Linked DNA regions of Mus musculus: regions 1 and 2 are each linked to region 3. The links are chromatin loops, found by intact Hi-C in ENCODE. Cell type or tissue: heart. All regions are shown on one strand. Each heading gives the region's core, and the rest is flanking DNA. Links, peaks and the distances in the headings are about the cores only.

Region 1 (6,340 bases), core at 507-5,506, 150 kb before region 3:
TCTTTCTAGTTACATACAGGTAGGCTTGCCATGGGTCTGAGGGATTGTCATCCTACCTTCAGCTCCATGGACTGTCGAGCCAATGGTTATTTAAAAGCAAGAATCATCTGCATTCTCTCTCTCTCTCTCTCTCTCTCTCTCTCTCTCTCTCTCAGATCAGATTCTCTACTGTAGTTTATTCAATATTTCTTGATGGTTCCTCAAAGGGAGAGCTAACCCAGGAACTTTGCTTGGTATTCAGAATACCATTCCTCATATGTAGCATGAAATTAGTTGGCCCTTGGAATCTCGTACTATTCACTTCTGGAACTGAACGTGTTCTATTAGTGTAGTGTTTATTACAGGCATGTTCTTGAGACTTTGGCCATTGTGTCAGAGTGACTCATAACTAGGGACCATTTCTCTCAGGTCTTATTACCAGGAAGCTATATTTCCCCTAAGAATGACTTCATTGTTGTCACGGGTTCACTGACTTTCGTTATTGTTGGGGTTTTTCCATTTTTACCCACCCCCTGGAAGATCAGAATGGGATACAGCCCAGGTCTAGCTATTGCATAGGACTGCTTGCCTATATCACAATGGCTAGCATCTATGTACCCCACTTCTGCTTATCTTCTCACTTCCACCCCAATTACTTGAACCAATTGATTTATTCCATGTAAACTGTTGGAGTCTTCTAAACAAAGACACAGAGCTAGAGCTGTCTCAAATACTATTACTGAGTGCCTCATAGAAATCAGTTTGATGTTGGAATTCATGTTTGTATAGATTCTAACATTCCTTCACCCATGGGGCGCCCCCTCCCCGCCTCTTTCTAAGTTATTTTCCACTCCTTCCGCTCTGTATTGCCAAATCTTCCAACGACTTCCACACTTGCTGCTCTGCTTGGAATGCTGGAATGTTCTTTCCTTGGCAGCCTTTTAGCACTCTCCTGACTCTCCACCATGTTTTGGAGACAGGGTCAAGCCCACAGAGATCCACCACCCTCCTGCGAGGCTCACCGCTGGGCATTTCTGCATGTGCACATGCTGTGCATACAGACTTTCTTTTTCTTTGTGAATCTGTACTTTGTAAGTTGAATTTGAAGGCTTCCCAAAGTCTTTGCTTCCCCACTCCAAGGGCAAGAAAGGGCACAGAACAGGCAGCAGAACAGAGCTAACCTTTCTCATCTGGGCAGGAATCGTCAATTAGGCAAAATGGGAACCAGTGATTTTGAGTCATAGGAAGTATATTTTCCTCCTCCTATTTTTTTTTTTTTGTTGTTGTTATGAGATAAGGACCGTGTAACCTAAGCTGGCCTCAGATTTTCTGTATAGTAAGACTAGTCTTGAATTCTTGATCCTCCTGCCTCCACCTACCACATGCTGCAATTACAGGCTCATACCCCCATACCTAGCTTCACCACACACTTCAAATGCATACCCATGTGCATTTTGTGTGCGTGTGAGTGCACGTGTGTACCTGCGTGTGTCCCCATGTGCCATCTACATTGTTCATTGGCCCAGAGATCTCACATTTGGCTAGGTTGGCTGGCAAACCCCAGAGATCTGCATGTGTCTGCTTTGCCAGCACTGGAATTACATTCACAAGCCACCACACTGGGCATTTTTGTTTGTTCTTTCAAAACAGGGATTCTCTGTGTAGTCTTGGCTGTCCTGGAACTTGCTCTGTAGACTAGGCTAGCTTTCTACTCACAGAGAAGATAACTGACCCACACACACATTATGGCACAAGCATTTGCACACATATGTATACATGTATACACACACACACACACTCATACTTTAAATTTTTTAAAGAAGAGAATGAGTTTCCTTGAGAACACGAGGATTTGTGTGCTAGACCTACTGGTAAGAAATTGGGATGAAACATAAATAAGATTTTGTGCTTCTCATGTTATGGACAATCCAGTGGAGGCTAACCATCTATAAACGTCATCTATTAGGCTTGAAAATGACCTTGAGTCCCTAATAGATTCAGTAGTGAATAGGAAAATGGTGGAGTATTGGTTGAGAGTTCACAGTAACTCAGGCTCCATGCTAAACAACATAGGCAGCCTCCACATCCCCTCATGCACCCCTAAATTGTGGAAGGAAAATATGCAGTAGTATATAGATTCTCCAGCCTCCAGTGGTAACTGACTGGACTCAAGGAATTCAATGGCAATGAGGAGCTGGCAGCATACTAATGCCCATGATGCAGATGTTAACATAAAAACGAGTCAAGAGACAACACAGCCAAACTCTCAGGACACTTCCTTTTATAGCTAGCACCAGGGCTGGACTTATGCTCTGAGTTTCCTGGTCTAGAGTCCTGGACTTGGATTTCAAAGCCACACCTCTGCTTCCAAATACATGAGGTAATTTGATTGTTATGTAGCCAGTCACCACAGAGATTTCAGAGTGTCACAATCACAACCATGTCGCACTATGTCATCTCTGGTAAGAGTCTCAGTGGCACCACGGGTTTTATTTTACCACTATACTATGGGTTGGTTTATAAAGTGATGCATAGTTTTTACTGTTTTCTATCCAGCAGGGGGAGCCAGGTCAGTGTGCATTGAGAAAATGAATAAAAACCAACACCAAGAAACGAAACAACAAAAGGTGCTGGGTGCAGGGGTCACATGACTCTGTGGTGTGCTTTGCTGGTGGTCACAGAGGTAAAAAGGGGAACTGGGAGTCACATAAGTGACATGTCCTGTTTCTTGTTTCCTGTGTCTTGACATCTAATCCTCATTATTCCAAGGGCTTTTGTATTTGTTTGTTTGTTAGTTTGTTTGTTTGTTTTTCCCTTAAGATTTTACTGTAGAGGCAGGCATGGTGGTACACTTGTCTTTAATCCTAGCATTAGGGAGGCAGAGGCTGGGCAGATCTCTATGAGTTCTATATACAGTGAATTCCAGGCCAGTCAGGGCCACATAGTAAGATCTTGTCTCAAAAAAAAATTGTAGTTGTATTTTGAATTATGCATATGTATGTGTCTGCATGTGGATATGTGCATAGGAGGAGAGGTTCTTAGGGAGACTGGAAGATAGCGTCAAAGCTGGAGTTACAGGTAGTTGTGAACCTCACGAAACGTGTTCTTGGAACCAAATTCAGATCCAATACAAGAGCAGCCTGTGCTCTTAGCCACTGGACTGTCTAGCCCCTATATTAATTTCTCTCTGTTGCTGTTATAAGACACCACGACCAAAGGCAACTTAGGTTTATTTTGACTTATGGTTCCAGAATGAGACTCTGTAATGGTGGGGAAGGCATAGCTGCAGGTGCGCTGAGCAGGAAGCTGAGAGACCACCTCTAGACTGCACACGGGAATTAGAGAGACATCTGGAAGCAGGGATATAGACCCTCAAAGCCCACTTCTAGTTATGTACTTCTTCCAGGAAGGTCCCATGTCCTAAAAGTCCCATAACCTTCCCAATTAGCACCACCAGGTGGGACCAAGTGTTCACATAACTATGAGAGCCTTCGGGGGACAGTAACCATTAAGCCACTGCAGCTCCCTGTTTAACTTCCCTTCCCTATTCCCAGTAAAGCGATGGACAGCTCTGAAACTACTCATCTACAAGAGCAAGATCGTCATGGTAATTTATGTCCCCTGGAGGCTTCTCCTATGTACTGGCTAGTTTTATGTCAACTTGACACATAATCATCTAAGAGGAGGGGCCACCAATTGAGAAAAATGCCTCCAGAAGATAGAGCTATAAAACACACAAGCCTGTAAGGCAGTTTCTGAATTAAAGATTGCCATGGGGGTTGGGGGGCAGCCCACTGTGGGTAGGGCCACCCTTGGGCTGGTGGTCCTGGGTTCTATAAAAAAGCAGATTGTGCAAGCCATGAGGAGCACACCAGCAACAGTAAGTACTCCTCCACGGCCTCTGTATCAGCTCCTGCTTCCAAGTTCCTGACCAGTTTGAGTTCCTGTTGTGGTTTCCCTCAATGGACTGTGAGATGAATAAGCCCTTTTCTCCTCAAGTTGCTTTGGTCATGGTGTTTCATCCCAGCAAATAGAAGCCCTAACTAAGACCCCCTGGCTCACCATCCTTATCTGTCTTGTGTGGGCAAGCACAGTTGAGATGGGCTCATGATTGCAGTAGCAATGTCATATCCAGAAATCACATTTCACAGCTCTCCTCCCTTTCTGACTCTCCAGGTCTTTCCATTCCTTCTTCTGCACTGTCCCTTGGGCCATGGAGAGAGTATCAAGCATGTTGGTGTTGGTAATGGAATGATTGTTGAATTAATAAATGAGTGGTAAGAAAACACAAACAAAAAACTTTCAAAGGAAATTTATCAGTTTTGAGACAGGTCTTCTGCTATAGCCCAAGCTGTTCTTGAACTCACGGTGTGGCCCAGGCTCTTCTAAAACCTGCTACAGTACCTCTGCCTCACTTCCTGCTGTGCTTCAGGGATTACAGATGCTGGGCTCTGTTTTGTCTTATTGGTGTGTAGGTCTGGGTGACTTAGTACTTACTATGTCAGCACAGCAATCCTCCTGCTTCAGCTTCCTGCACACTGGCATTATAGATGTGCGGGGTCACACTCAGCTTTGTGGGTTCTCCCCCCTAATGGTTCAGAATGAAAAAGGTCAAAAAGAGTGAACAGTTGTTTTATGCTTCAGTTGATACTTTATTCCGACTCCAAAAGTCCATCTCTAGTTTCTTACGTATGTTTTATAAGCAACACCACCACACGTTTGTGATCTCCCTATTATCACTCAGACAGTGGTCAGCTACACACAGTAGCATTTGCTTTGAAAACTTAAGGACATAGCTTCTGAATGAAGGCAGAGTATTTGAGTATGGGCATGCCATGTGTAGTTTAAACTGTAGCTTGCTATAAAGGTGGCTTCTGATTGCTCACTCTTGATACAATGGATAGCAATGACTAAAGACTGTGATAGATCTGTTATTTAGTTATTTTTTACATGTGAAAGCTATCTGCAAGACATTTTTTCTAGAATATGTTTGCTGAACAGAGATACAGTTCTGGATGTAATTTTAGTAGATTTTAAACCTACATCCTGCAGAGCCAATACTGAATATATACTCTTGTACGATATGAGAGAATGCCACACTAGATAGACATGGCTCTGCACACCTGTGACCTTAGCTCTTGGGAGATTGAGGCAGGAGGATCAGGAGTTCAAGGTTACTATCAGCTACACAGTAAGTTTGAGACCAGCCTGACATATATGAGATCCAGTCTCAAACAAAACAAAATGAGATGGCTCAGTCCATATAGGTACTTGCTTCCAAGCCTGCTGGCCTGCATTGTTGTGGGACCACATAGTAAAGTGAGAGAACAGACTCCACACGCAGTCTTTTGACTTCTTCACACCTGCTTCATGTGTATCCACACCAAACACAAAATAATTAACTTTTTATGTATTCATTTTAATTAATGTATTTAAAAAAAGTAATTTCCATTTCATTTTCTCTATCCACTCTATGACAATGTTTGACCATTTTCCTACCGGGCTGTTGGTGATCTACCCGTGTGATTTCTCAGGCATGATTCGAGGCCATTGCACAAGCTTTATCTGGCAGGTGTCACAACGGAATGTGTCCTTCCCTTCCCCTGCCTTGCATACGCATAAGTTGTGGTTGCCCAGAGGGAGCTCCTGACAAAGACTCAGGTCTCAGGCTTCCTGCCTGGCTGCGATCTTAAGCATGTCTGCATTCCTAGACTGTGAGCCTTCATTCTAAGGTTCTATGGCGCTCTCTTTAAGGGCCTCTGCGGAGACCTCCTTTTTGGAGGGACCAGGGAAGAGGGAATTCTAGAGATAATTTGATCTGCCCTGGCTTAGTTAACTTAGTACTTCCCCATTGGATTTAGTACTTTTCCACTCCTGGCTCTTTACCCAAAACTTCCCCTTCCAGGGTCCTCAAAAACTGTGAGAGCCTTTTTCTCAGGGGTGCCTTGGCAGCAAAACAACACTCTGCAAACTCTTGAATGCCTCTGCTGATCCCCTGACCCTTGATGTTCCATGGGACATTCTTGCAGAGAAAGATTCACAGGGAAGTCAGGGCTTTCTCTGGCTTCATTTTCTCTTATATTATTACAAATAATGCTTGGCTGGCATTTTCATTTCTGGCTCCTTGCAACTGGTAGCTTTGCTCCCTTTAGCCCTTTGTGTATACACTTATGTGTGTCTGAATTTACATATGTATGCACAAGTATTTATGTGTTCTCTCTCTCTCTCTTTCTCTCTCTCTGAGTATGTGTGTGTATGTGTGTGAAAGATCAAGGCACGGTGAGAAGAGGATTTAAAATCTGAGATTTCAAAAGACTAACATCCTAGATTAGGTACAGTGTTTCACATGTATAATCCCAGC
Region 2 (6,340 bases), core at 507-5,506, 77 kb before region 3:
AGTTGGAGAAAGTGTATAACCCACAAAATGCAGAGGACGATATGATAGAAATGGAAGAGGAGAGGCTCAGGATGAGAGAACACGTCATGAGTGAGGTATGCTGTAAGGTTAAAGCGTGCCCCAGTCTTCCATTAGTCAAGTTCTTGCAGTAATTTGTATCACAAGATGGAGGAATAAACAGGCAGTCAGTATTTCCTTAGATTTATTCATTTTATGTGCATGAGTGTTTGCCTATATGTACATATGTGCATTTGTGCCTGCCTGGTACCTGAGAAGGACAAAAGAACACTGCTTACCTCCTGGAATCGGAATTAAAGACAGTTGTGAGAGCCCATGTGGCTACTGGGAACTGAACCTGTGTCCTCTGCAAGAGCAGCAAGTGCCTTTAGTCACTGAGTCATCTCTCCAACCCCCCAAATAAGTATTTAATTGGATTTTGTATTTGTGACCACAGTATTATACTAGATTTCCTTAACAAAATAATTTGTGGCTACTTTAAATATTTTATAAGGCAATGCTGCTACTATATATTAGCAATAAACATTTGGGGTAGTGAAAAAACAATGATGTATAGTTAATATTTTTTAAATGTAGATAAGCTTTTATGAGTTGGAAAGCCCTTGTCAGAAACCCAAAATGCTCCAAAATTCAATACTTTTTGATCACTGATAAATATGCAAGATGTGGGAAAGCCTATACCATGAATTTTTCATGTTTCTTGCACAAAATTATTTATTGTATAACATTGCCTTCAAGCTATATGTATAAGTTGTATACATGAACCATAAATTGATTTTATTTTGGGGTCTGTCCTTATTAGAGTTTCTATTGCTGTGAAGAGACACCATGACCAAGGCAACTCTTATAAAGGAAAACATTTACTTGGGGTTGATCTACAGTTCAAAGGTTTAGTCCATTATCATCTTGGTAGTGTGCAGGCAGACACGGTGCTGGAGAATCTGACAGTTCTACATCTGGATTTGCAGGCAACAGGAAGTGACAGTGACGCACTGGCTAGACTGGAGCGTCTGAGACCTCAAAGCCCACCCCTAGTGATGCACTTCCTCATACAAAGCCACACCTAGCCAACAAGGCTAATAGTTCCACTTCCTATTTAATTGGTTCCATCCCAAGATACCTCATTATGTTTTTGCAAATATCTCAAAATTTTTTGGCATGGAGGCGGGGTAAGGTTTGAAACAGGGTTTCTTTGTGTAGCTCTGGTGTCCCAGAACTCTCTTTGTAGACCAGACTGGTCTCAAACTCACAGAGATCCTCCTGCAAGTGCCTCTCATGTGCTGAGATCAAATCCAGAATTAATTAATTAAAACAAATCTAAAATTTAAAACCACTTCTGGTCCCCCACATTTTGGATAATGGATACTTAGCCTATGCTAAGAAGTCTTCCGAGTTCTGTTACTTTAATAATTATGACAACAAGTATTTACATCTTGTTTGCCTTCCATGTGCTTCAAGGGTACAAGAAGGTAGGGCTGGCTCAGCTGAGCTTGTGCCTAGCGTGCTTTGGCTCTTCCGTGTCCTATATTCCCAGGCTTCAGGAGCGATCCCTCACTGGATGACATAAGGAACATGAGCAGCTCAAGGCCCGATCATGGAGTGTAAGACCGATGCCCAGCTGTGCCAAGGCCCATGTCTGCTCACTTCCCACTGCCTGAAGTGTTTCCAGTCAGTGAGGAGAGAATGGCACCTCTCACAGGCTATCTCAGCAGCACTTGCTGAGCTGAAGGCAGGGATGTAGAACCCTGTTGGTTATAGGATTGGAGCAGTAATTGCAGTAACAACACAAACCATCACAGAGACCTAAAATTTGAATTTCTGTCTTTTAGAGCAACTGACTTTTAAAAAAACTTTCCTTGTGAGTGAGTTTTTCTTTCTCCCATGACTTGGGATTCTAGAAACAGCACCCTGTGAGGTACTGTCGTTAAGTGCCTGGCAGGTGTGAGCAGGACAGGTGCCTCGGCACAGTGTTTGTTCTAGTGTGTGACCCTGCTGTGCACCCCCACCCACCCGCCTGCTCCCGTACAGGAGCAGAGACACGTGATGGAGACTAACACAAAAGCATGCTAACTGGCTCACTAAATCCAGGCTGGGACCCCAGATCACTAAGAGGTCCTCTGTCTGGACATGCTAATCCCTGCCTGGTCCATTAATTCCCCCATTCCTATTCTTTGTTCTTAAAACCTCAAAATGCCCCTCTTCTTCTTCCCTGTCTTCTAGTGCTTTACAGAGGAACAACCAACCCATCTTTCCCACCAAATCCTCCAGGCCCTCTTCCTTTCTGCCCGTTCATTTTGCCTTGCATCTGCTATGTGCTTGCATCATGGCTACTGCTCCTGTTGAAAGCCCTTTCCTTCATACAGGAAGAATACTGGTCTCTCTCTTCAAAGACTCCTGCTGTGTCTCTTGGGTCTGGTTTCATCTCTGTACTGGATCACTCCCTCCACTAGAGGGCAGACATGATCTTTTATTTTCTCCATAATCTATGTGGCCAGTGCAGTGCTGGCCAATGCAGTGTGACCTCATAGCACTTGGCTGTTAGCACGCTGGTACAATCCACACCATCTTCTTCAAGTCCCTGGAATCCCCAGTATGAATATGGCAGTGGCTGGGCCTGTCCTTGGCCATGGTCACCTTCATGCTCTCGTCCATTCCTTGGGTGACCACAACACCCTCTATCAGCGCATGTGCTCTATAGACCGGAAGTAGAAGTACAGGAACTTGTGACCACCAAGAGGGTTCTGGGAATTGAACCCCAGTCTTCTTCAAGTACAGTAAATGTTCTCAAGTGCTATGCCTTCTCTCCAGCCCCAGGGTAGCTGCTGTTTGGCTTCAGTGGTTTCCTTGGGAATATTGCTCTTTCAGTGCTGAACTGGGGCCTCTGTAGAGTAGAGGTTAGCCTGGACTGCCAATGAGACCCTGTCTTATAGCCCCAGTGTCAAATGAATTTGTTTGGTCATTAAAGTTCACCATTGTAATTGAGTTTGCCAAGAACTGTACACTGTGCATTGAAGAGGACTTAGAGAGGCCACTGACTTCTGCTTAGATATATTTGTAGTATGGTTTAGATATATTTCTTAAAAAAGAATTGAATCAGGCAGGTCAGGTGTGGTGGTACATACACACTGTCTTAGTCATTGCTCTGTTACTTTGAAGAGACACCATGGCCAAGACAATTCTCTCTCTCTCTCTCTCTCTCTCTCTCTCTCTCTCTCACACACACACACACACACACAGACACACGAATGAATGATCATGGCAGAGAGCATAATGACACATATGGCAGACATGGTGTGGGAGAAGTAATTGAAAGCTACATCATGATCTGCAGACAGAAAGAGTGAGACACTGGGCCTGGCTTGAGTTTTTGAGTCCTCAAAGCCCACTTCCAGTGACACACTTCCTCCAGCAAGGCCACATCCACTCCAACATAGCCACGCCTCTTAATCCTTCTCAGATAGTGCCACTGTTGCCATCCCTGTGACAAAGCTTTCAAATATATGAGCCTATGGGAACCATTCTTCTTTAGACCACCACGCATGCCTCTAATCTCAGCACTTGATAGGCAGAGACAGAAGAACCACTAGGTCGTCAGGCCAAACTGGTCTTCATAGCCAGATCCATACATACCGAGGCCCTGTCTTGGAAAGCATATCCCCATGCCTGAGCAACCAGTAGGTTGAGCATCTTAACCTCACCTGCTTTATTCTTGGCCTTTACAGCTGTTCCTGAGAGGTGGATTTTTCTTGTCTAAGCACTTGGGTCTAGCTGGATTATATTTATTGTGGTGAAGGCACTGGCCATAACAACCTAACTAGCCAGTGTGCTGGTCTTGAGCATATCAGGTAGATGGATAGCTTGCATTTTCAAGTTTTAATTCTGATAGAAGAGGAAGATGTTTTTCTTTATTCTATGAAAATGGAATACTTTTCTTCATTTTCCTTCCTGTTTCTGTTTATGTTAACCTGTTCCTAATAATAATAATAATTAGCTGAATATTTACAAAGTAGCATTCCTAAGATTTATACCTTAAAAATATGGAAGATTTATTTATGTTGCCTTTGTATTTCCCTCTAATCAGATTGATAACAACAAAGACCGATTGGTGACTCTGGAGGAATTCCTGAGAGCTACAGAGAAGAAAGAATTCCTGGAGCCTGATAGCTGGGAGGTAACAAGGCCAACTTTACAGGGACATGAGGTTCTAGAAGCTCTGTCCCATTGGGTCCTGCTTTAACTGTCATTCCTCATTATGTTTGTTTGTGTAATTTTACAGTATTCATGCTTGATATAAAGTGTCACTATAAAATAATAGTTCCTTGTCTCCTTGGAAAACGTTCTAGCAATTTATCTTTTTTATGATCATACTGTGTAAAATTAGAAATCTTTTAAAAAAAAGGATTTATTTTTTATGTGTATCTGTGCCTGTATATATACATACATGTATACCCTGTGCATACTTGGTGCCTGAGGAGGTGGAAAATGGGTATCCAATTTCCTGGAATTGAACTTATAGACAATTGTGAGCCACCATGTGCATTCTAGGGACCAAATCTGGGTCCTTTGCAAGAGTGGCCAGTGTTCCGAACTGCTGAGTCATCTCTCTAGCCCTCAAATTAGAAATCTTTTAAAAAGTATACGTTTGCTAAATATAAAATCACCACTGGCTGGAGAGACTCAGCGGTTAAGAGCACTGACTGCTCTTCCAGAGGTCCTGAGTTCAATTCCCAGCAACCACATGGTGGCTCACAGCCATCTGTAATGAGATCTGATGCCCTCTTCTGGTGTGTCTGAAGACAGCAACAGTATACTCATTCATATACATAAATAAATCTTAAAAAAAAATAAAATCACCACTGAAAATTTAAAACATAGGTACATTTTAAGATTAAATTAAAGGACCCACTGAGCTGTCTTTACTGTAGAGCGACTCTCTTGTGTACAGTGTGGAAGCATCACCAGTCAATAAAAAACTGATGGCCTATTAGCATAAGGAAGTAATCGGTGGGAATTCTTGTAGGAAGAGAGGACTCCAGGATAGAGTTAGGTGCAGGAACAGATTTGCCCGGAAATCTGAGGAGACAGATGCATAAAAAAAACTGAGAGAGATAACTAGCCATGTAGCATTCATAGAATAGAATAAACAGGTTAATTAAGTTATAAGCTAGCTGGGGAATAAGATCAAGCGTATCTAGGCATTTCTTCATTAATAATTTAATCTAGGGGTCGTTATTTCAGTAACTGGGGTGTAAGTAGGAAAGCCAGCTGTTACACTGTATAGATACATTTTCATGACTGTTGTTTGAAGCAGTGTCTCATGTAGCCAAGGATGGCCTTAACAGATTTCCCTGCCTCACCTCCCATGTGCTGTGATCACAGGCATGCACCATCATGTTTTTGTTTTCTGAGACTGTTTCAACCTCACCCTTGAAATAGCCTTCCTGCCTTGGTCTCCTGAAGGCTGGGATTACAAGCATAAGCCACTGGACCTGTCCTCCAATATTTTATTGCTATTATAAAAGAAGCTGGGGCCTGGGAGGATAGCTCAGGGGGTCAGAATGTTTGGTGTGCAAGTGTGAGAACTGGAGTTCAAATCTGCAGAATCCACGTGAAAAGTCAGGCGTGGTCACACACACCTGTAACCCTGCAGCTGGAGGAGGGGCAGAGGAGGTGGACTGCTGGGATTTGCGGTCAGCCAGACTAGCTCCAAGTTCAAAGACCCTGTCTAAAGAGATAGGACACCCATGTCTTCTCTGGCCTATGCATTGTTCAGCCACCTCTACTCTCCATCTATAGAAGAAACTCAAATAGTGATGTAAATCTATTGGCCCAGGTACTCTCCAGAGACTGAGATAGGAACACTGCTCTAAATTCAAGGCTATCCCTGAGCTATAGAATGAGTTCGGGGCCACCCTGGGCAAATTGGTAAAACCTTGTCAAAGTAGAAAGTGAAAAGAGAGTGGCAGTGGCAAAAAGGGAAGTGGGGAGTGTAGCTCAGGAATACCCCATGGTCATGTGCAGGGTCCTACCTATGTTTGGTCTCCAGTAACACAAATAAATATAAAGGACATACAGTCCATGTGCTGTCATGTGTGCCTATATCTCAGCACCTAGAAGGTGGAGGCAGTACGGTCAGGGTCAAGGTGTCATCACCAGGTACACAGCAAGGGCTTCCTGAACTATATGAGACTCTGTCTCCAAAAATCATAAAGGAAACAGTTATGAACAGGAGTTGGAGAGACAGCCCAATGGTTAAGACATTTGCCGTTCCTGTGGAGAACCTTGGCTGGGTTTCCTGTACGCTCAAGGTGACTTACAATTG
Region 3 (6,340 bases), core at 574-5,573:
AGAACAACTTCTTTCTGGCTTTAAGAAACAGCTATAAGTGGGTTTATAGGGGAGGGATAATTGGCTGTTGGAAAAAATATATTTAATGAACGGTAAGAATAAAAGCAAGGATGTGTATCATGCAGCGGGGAGTTATGTAGTGTGGGGTAGAGGCGGTCATGGGTATAGATTAAGGTTTCTTGAAACCATATTTTGTAAGGCAAAGGCCAATCACACATCCTGGGGTCCTGAGTTCAGTATAGGTTGAAAAGCATGATTTTCAGGGTACATTAGGTTCAGGAAACAGAAACTTATTCTTGTAAGGGATGGAGATGGAACAGTTCGGCTCTTTAACTACAATGTGGCTTCCCAGTTTCACAGCGTCTATGTGCTGAGTTTCATGGCCTGAAGAGGACTTTGATCATGGTGTCAGTTGTACAAAGGTCTGGGAATCTGTTCCAGGGCAGCCATAGCTGAATCGGAAGGCTGGCACAAAGGGCATCTCAGTTTCTTGAGGAGTAAAGGAGATGGTGGCACCTAGAAGCTCTCAGCTTAAAAGTGGGAAAGGGCAGTCTGGAGCCACCAGGAAGGAACAGGTCACCTGTCTGTGGCCCAGACTGACCGCTCTTTTAGGTCCAAGGTGATCACCTTTAATGGTGTTGTGTTGTTACATCTCTGTAGTAGTATTGTGTACTGTGTACTGGCATCTTTGTAGTAGTAGGTAGCCCCATTGGATTTTTAAAACCAGAAATGTCTGCCCCAGCATCTATAAAAGTAGTGGCCATGGGTTCTTGGAGCCTTCCTTCTGATTCTCTTCCTGTAATACCCTTGTGGTTGGGCCATTGCTTTGGGATAGTTTGGCCGTTCTTCCAACGTCTCCTTTCCTTACAATGTGCACATTGACCCCTTTCCAGTGTGGTTCTTTCCATCTTTTTGTTTTTGAGGCTCCTCCGTTGGACATGAGCAGTAGAGTCTCAAATGAGCTGACTGGAAGGCAGCCAGCACATATGCTGCCTGCCAGCCCATGGTCGGTCAGCATCCAAGGCAGCCTGCCTGCCTCTCAGTGTCCTGGTTATCTGGACACTTCGATGAGCTGAGACGTATCCATCCCTACAAAGCTTGCTAGCCTTTGGAGTTTGTACTGATGTCTGGAGTTGACTGAATGACAAAGGCCAAATCTAATGCCCTAGCATTTTCCAGAGACAGTGGATCAAAAGAGGTGTAAATTCAGAAAGCAGCTTGGAATATTTTTTCTGGGTTCTAAAGAACCCCAATAGTTGTAGACAAGTTCGTGAATATGCATTAGGGTCCCAATCCAGGCGCCTTGATGGGAAAGGTGTGTCAAAAGTGACTAGCTCTTCAACATCAACTACCAAAAAAAAAAAAAAAAAAAAAAAAAAAGCCTTCTTGCCTCTTCCCCAGTATGTTTCCCCTTTTGGAAGCAAACAGGGTCAGATGGAGTTGTTGGCAATCGTTCCAAATGGGGCGATGGATGCAGAGAACAGCATCCAGCAGGACAATTAGGCCTGGGACTTATCCAGAAAAGGTGGGAGGGGGTCCTGGGTCTTCCAATTATACAGATTTGAAGTAGAGGAAAGAACAGAGGTCGGGAAAGGGCGATGACCCTCCTCTAAATAGCTACTCTGTGCCCCAGGAGGGCACAGCATCTCCACCAATGGAACAACAGAAGCTGGGGTCTGAGTAGAGTCTGGGGCATGGTGGGACCTCAAGTGGAAAGCCAATGGTGGAGAAGGTGGTGTGGGAGGGGGAGGTTGGGGAATTGGATGTCTCCACCAGGAGGGAAGTAAAAGAGTGTATAGATCCAGAAGGGGAAGTGGGTGAAGGGGTGGGGGCAGGGGTGGATAGAGTGGGGTGGGACAGGATGGGAAGGAGGGGCCTGAGGTGTGTGTGTGTGTGTGTGTGTGTGTGTGTGTGTGTGTGAATCTGGAAGAGGTAGAGGACACGGAGAAGATGGCCTGAGGTGGGCTTGGGAGAGTGGGGGGTGGGGGGGTGGGGGGGGAAAGCCTTGGTTTCTTAAGGTGTCAGGATAGGTGTTGGGAGACAAGTGACAAGGAATTTTTTAGAGACCAAATTAGTAGATTTTCTCAGCTAAGGAAATAAGTCAATTCAAGCGGAATTAGAAGTAAAAAAGGGCAGGTTTATTTGGGAACGACTCCCATGCGAGTTTGCCAGCCTCAGTGGGTGAGACCGGAAAAAGTCTTGGGCAGGCTGTGACAGGGAAGTTTTTTATGGATTGTAGGCGAAGGATAATCACGTGTCTGCTACACGCTGGGCTTGTGCCCTGTTGTGGTCATCTTTTGGGGGGGGGGAAGGGGGGCTTAGGTGGCTGGCGACTTCAGGGGCGGGGTTGGGACAGCTGTCAGGAACTGGGCTTGGGTGCCTTTCTTCTGCTCAGAGGCTTTCCGGAGTGGGGGTTGGAGAGAGGGAGGGATCGAGTTTACTGACTTGGGGGTGGTGGTGGTAGGGATAGGGAGATGGGTGAGGGGGCAAGCTGGAGGCTCCAACTGAACACAGAACAGCAGAATAATCCCTAGAAGCAAACTGTTTAAGCTGAACAGGTGGGTTTAAACTAGAGCCCCACTGATCAATATAAGCTGCCTGATCAGGACGCGTGGGGGCCGATGAAACCTTGAGCCAGACTGCCTTCACGATAGCGTTGTCCAGGGAACTGGTAGATGGTCATTTCACTTCAGAAGAGGAGCAGTTAATCTCAAAGTAAGTGCGCAGCCTTTCTTTTCCCATATTCCTCCGCAGCTCCTTGGGAGAAATTTTTTTTTTAGCGCATACACCAAAGGGGTGAGAATTTCGAGTCGATGGTCCTCAACTTAATTGACTAAAGGAAGTTCTATTATGACCAAGTTAAATGAGAGAAGACCCCACTAAACACCTGCCACAGCTCCCTTGTTGGTGGGACTCATCGAAACTCCACGTGTAGTAGGGACAGTTGACTCCAGGATCGGATTGGTATGGCTGGAATTTCCCTCTGTCCTGGAGAGGAAAGACTACCCGCCCCCCATCCCACTCCACCCCACCCCAACCCCAAAAAACAAAAAACAAAAAGACGAATGATTGAGTGCCACCTAGTGGCAGAATCCAGAACAAACAGCCGTAGACTCTCCAAGGATCAAAAAAAAAAAAAAAAAAAAAAAAAAAGCACGTAGGGGCTGCCACCTAGTGGCACAATGCGGAAAACCCGGCAGAATCAGCTTTAGCTCCACTTTTCTTCTGGGGAGGCAAGAGCCAGGAGGCAGGGTGGAAGGGTGGATAGAGGGGAGGACAGGACTATTAATTAAGGACTCAGAACTCCTAATTTGCTTAATCAGAGTGGTTGTCAGTAATTATCTCAGGTACATAATTACATTGGAGGTATCAGGGAGATTCCCCTGGCTCCGTGAGGAGCCGTATTCCTGGCCAGGCAGAGGTGGTGGTGGTGGTGGTGGGGTGGTAGTGAGGGGGCCGGCCCTGACAAATTTTCCAGGGCCGCCCTCCTCGCAGTGAGTCTGGAGAGATATTTTCCCAAACAGGAAGACAGAGTCCTCTTAACACTCTCAAGAGTACTGAATTAAGTTCTGGGTACTGAATTAAATTCTGTTTCTGGTTTCTAGTTCCGGTTGATGGAAGGGGAGACTTCTGGCTAAGGAGACACCCCAAAGAAAGGGCTTCTTTTCCAGATCAGGGATTTAGGTCCAAAGAAGACCCAGTTCTTTTGGAAGCCCTCTTCCTGATTTAGTCCTCCTACACTAAACTAGCATGCCAGTAGTAGGGTTACCCTGTATTCTGGTTATACCTCTTATGAGAGATCTGGTTTTGGGATTGCTGAGTGAATGTTTGGCCAACTGTGTAAATAATGTAAATGATTAAATGCATGACAAGAAAGTTTGACCCAGGTAGTTGTAGTTGTTTGATTTTGTCACTGGTGGTTCTGTTTTGTCTCCTCGTCCTATTTGTCTCCAATCCTCTTGGTCTCTGAGAAATGTCTTGGTGCCCAACTTCAGGGATTTAGCATTTTAAAAGGCAAAACCACAGAGATGTATCAAAGTTCCACCAGGGTCAGAGTAATCCTCCAGCATTCACTCCTGGCAGAGCGCAGCAGTTATTTTAGACCGAACTTGGTGATTATTTTTGTAAATACTTCTGTAAATACTAGGAGTCAAGGTCATGGAAATCTCAAATGTGCTGCCGAGGCGGATATAACCGAGGCAGGAGTGGGGCAAAGGGCTGAGAATTATCAAAGCAAACACAAAATGGAGTCAGAACAGGATGCCATTGCCTTAGCCATTTCAAAGCAAATGTCAGGTCCCGTCTACTCAAGGCCAGAGGTTCACAAAGTGGATTGACCCTAAATGTGTCTACCACAATTGGGTCTAACTATCAGGAGCTGAGTAAATTCAGGGACCATGGCTAACACACACACAAGCTTCAACGTGTTTATGATTATTGATGCGGGAGATACTTGGAGCTAATGTCTGTAGGGAGTGGTATGCCTAGGACCATCTCTTCCAGGACATGTCCTTGAGAGCAGCCCTCCCATGACTTGAATCTTGCCTTTGATAGGAGAACTATTTTGAGAAACTCACCAGCAAAACAGAGCCCAGAGTATTCCGGGCAGCTGCTCCCAGACTCCAGGCGAACGATATTGGCTCAACCCTGAAATGGGACTCGTTTCAAGGGGACGGTTCCTTCCTTCTGGATTGAGCAGATGCTGCAGCGGAGGACATGTGTCCACTCAGAGCAAGGTTGAGAGAATCAAATTAATTTCTTTTATGACCCGAGGCGAGTTTGAAATTGGCTCTTGCGAGATGAAAAACGAACTGTGGAGCCTCTCGTGAGGCTTCTGCTCCCCTCAGCCTTAGCAGCCTCTTCCTGCTTGTCAGGGCTTCGGCAAGTTAATTGGGGTGGGAGGCAGCAATCTGGTGCCATGCCACAATCCCCAAGCACTGCCTGTGGGAAGGACAACCAGGCAGCCCCCACTTAGGTACTGGCACTGGGGTAGGTTTTAATGATGTCATGGAAAGGAACCATGGATTTACAGTAGCACCAAAAAGGAGTAAAACTTGTGTCTGTGTAATCCTGTAACTGGTTATATGTAGAGGGTGTGTTCCTCTGATCCTTGACCTGTGGTGATGAGGGTCTGACCTCCCGTTTGGACAGCATGCTGGAACTAGAATAACCATATACTACTCTAGCTTGCTGAAACTCTTCCATCTGTATATCTACTGTCCAGGTTTGGCTATCTCAAAAGCATTCCGTCTTGGGCAATGAAAGTATAATAGTTGGCCTAACCCAGGGTCCTCAGCCTTAGGGCTGTTGACACTTTGATCTGGTGTTCTGAATAGTTTTATGTCAACTTCACACATGCTAGAGTCATATGGGAAGAAGGAACCATAACTGGGAAATGGGCCCGTGGGCCAGCCTGTGGTGTATTTTCTTGACTGATGATCAATGTAGGAGGGCCCAGCTCACTATGGATGCTGCTACCCCTGGGCATGTGGTCCTGGTTGCTATAAGAAAGCAACTGGCTGAGCAAGTCAGTAAACAATGCTCTTCCATGGTTTCTGCATCAGTTTCTGTCTTATGTGTGTACCCTGCCTTTACTCAGTGACAGAGTATGACTGGAGAGTTGTAAGCTGAAATAACACCCTTCTTCTTCAAGTTGTTCTTGGTCATAGTAGAAACTCCAACAAACATGGGTGGCTAATCTTTCTCCTCCTCTTCCTCCTCCTCCTTTCTTCCTTTTCCTCTTCCTCTTCCTCCTCCTTCCTCTTCTGTGTATCTACCCTCTAGGGGGTTTTGGATATGGAAACTCGGGGCTTTTTTCCCACTGAGCCATTTTACAACCCCCCCAACCCCTCACAAATTATTAAGTTTACATGAGTTTGTGGAAGTCTGGGCCCAGTACCCAGTGTCCAGTAGGCATTTAATAAGTGGTAACTGGACTCGCCCCTTCTGAAACTGTCCATGGTCAGCGTGATGAATCTGTGTGTTTTTTCTGAGCTCCATACTCCTTTCAGGAGAAGCTTATACTGCCTGTGGTTGTAAGGGACTGCCAGGCACAGTCTCCAACTCCTACGTCCCCTGACAGGCTGCAGCATGACCCAGGTGCTGTCTTGTGGGGATCCATGCTTTTAGGAGAGCGCCTCTGGACTGTGAGTGGTTACAGTCCGCCCACTTTCTGCCCCTCCAACCCCGTACTTCTCCATTTTGAGTGAACATTCAGATGTGGATTGTGGTCCAGAAAGTTCTGAGACTCCACTGAGACACAGACACGTGTGTTACTAGGTAGCAGACTCTACATGGAGCAGGATTTCTAAAACACCCAGATCTCCACCATTCAACTCAA

What was found. A loop is a pair of places that touch in the nucleus more often than their neighbours do. Peaks named below come from ENCODE experiments on the same cell type or tissue, not always from the same donor. Only the 100,000 strongest peaks of a DNase experiment are listed, where the experiment ranks them.
Region 1: a loop joins it to region 3, with 10 times the contacts of the local background. A loop is called at or near these places in 25 of 42 quality-filtered maps.
Region 2: a loop joins it to region 3, with 10 times the contacts of the local background. A loop is called at or near these places in 29 of 42 quality-filtered maps.

What each region holds. Positions count from the first base shown.
Region 1 is chr7:116,456,726-116,463,065 of GRCm38, forward strand. No RefSeq gene overlaps it. Among named protein-coding and RNA genes, the nearest start is that of Pik3c2a, 16 kb to the left of the region's middle. In heart, for the core only: a CTCF peak has its summit at 2,530 (motif pointing right); a DNase peak (open chromatin) is centred at 896.
Region 2 is chr7:116,528,973-116,535,312 of GRCm38, forward strand. It overlaps Nucb2 (nucleobindin 2), which reads left to right. Exons shown (of 14, transcript NM_001130479.2): 10 at 3-95; 11 at 4,100-4,189. Among named protein-coding and RNA genes, the nearest start is that of Nucb2, 28 kb to the left of the region's middle. In heart, for the core only: a CTCF peak has its summit at 2,457 (motif pointing right); no DNase peak of the experiment used is centred there.
Region 3 is chr7:116,605,466-116,611,805 of GRCm38, forward strand. No RefSeq gene overlaps it. Among named protein-coding and RNA genes, the nearest start is that of Gm46018, 49 kb to the right of the region's middle. In heart, for the core only: a CTCF peak has its summit at 3,190 (motif pointing left); DNase peaks (open chromatin) are centred at 2,406 and 4,606; H3K4me3 peaks cover 987 bases; H3K27ac peaks cover 996 bases.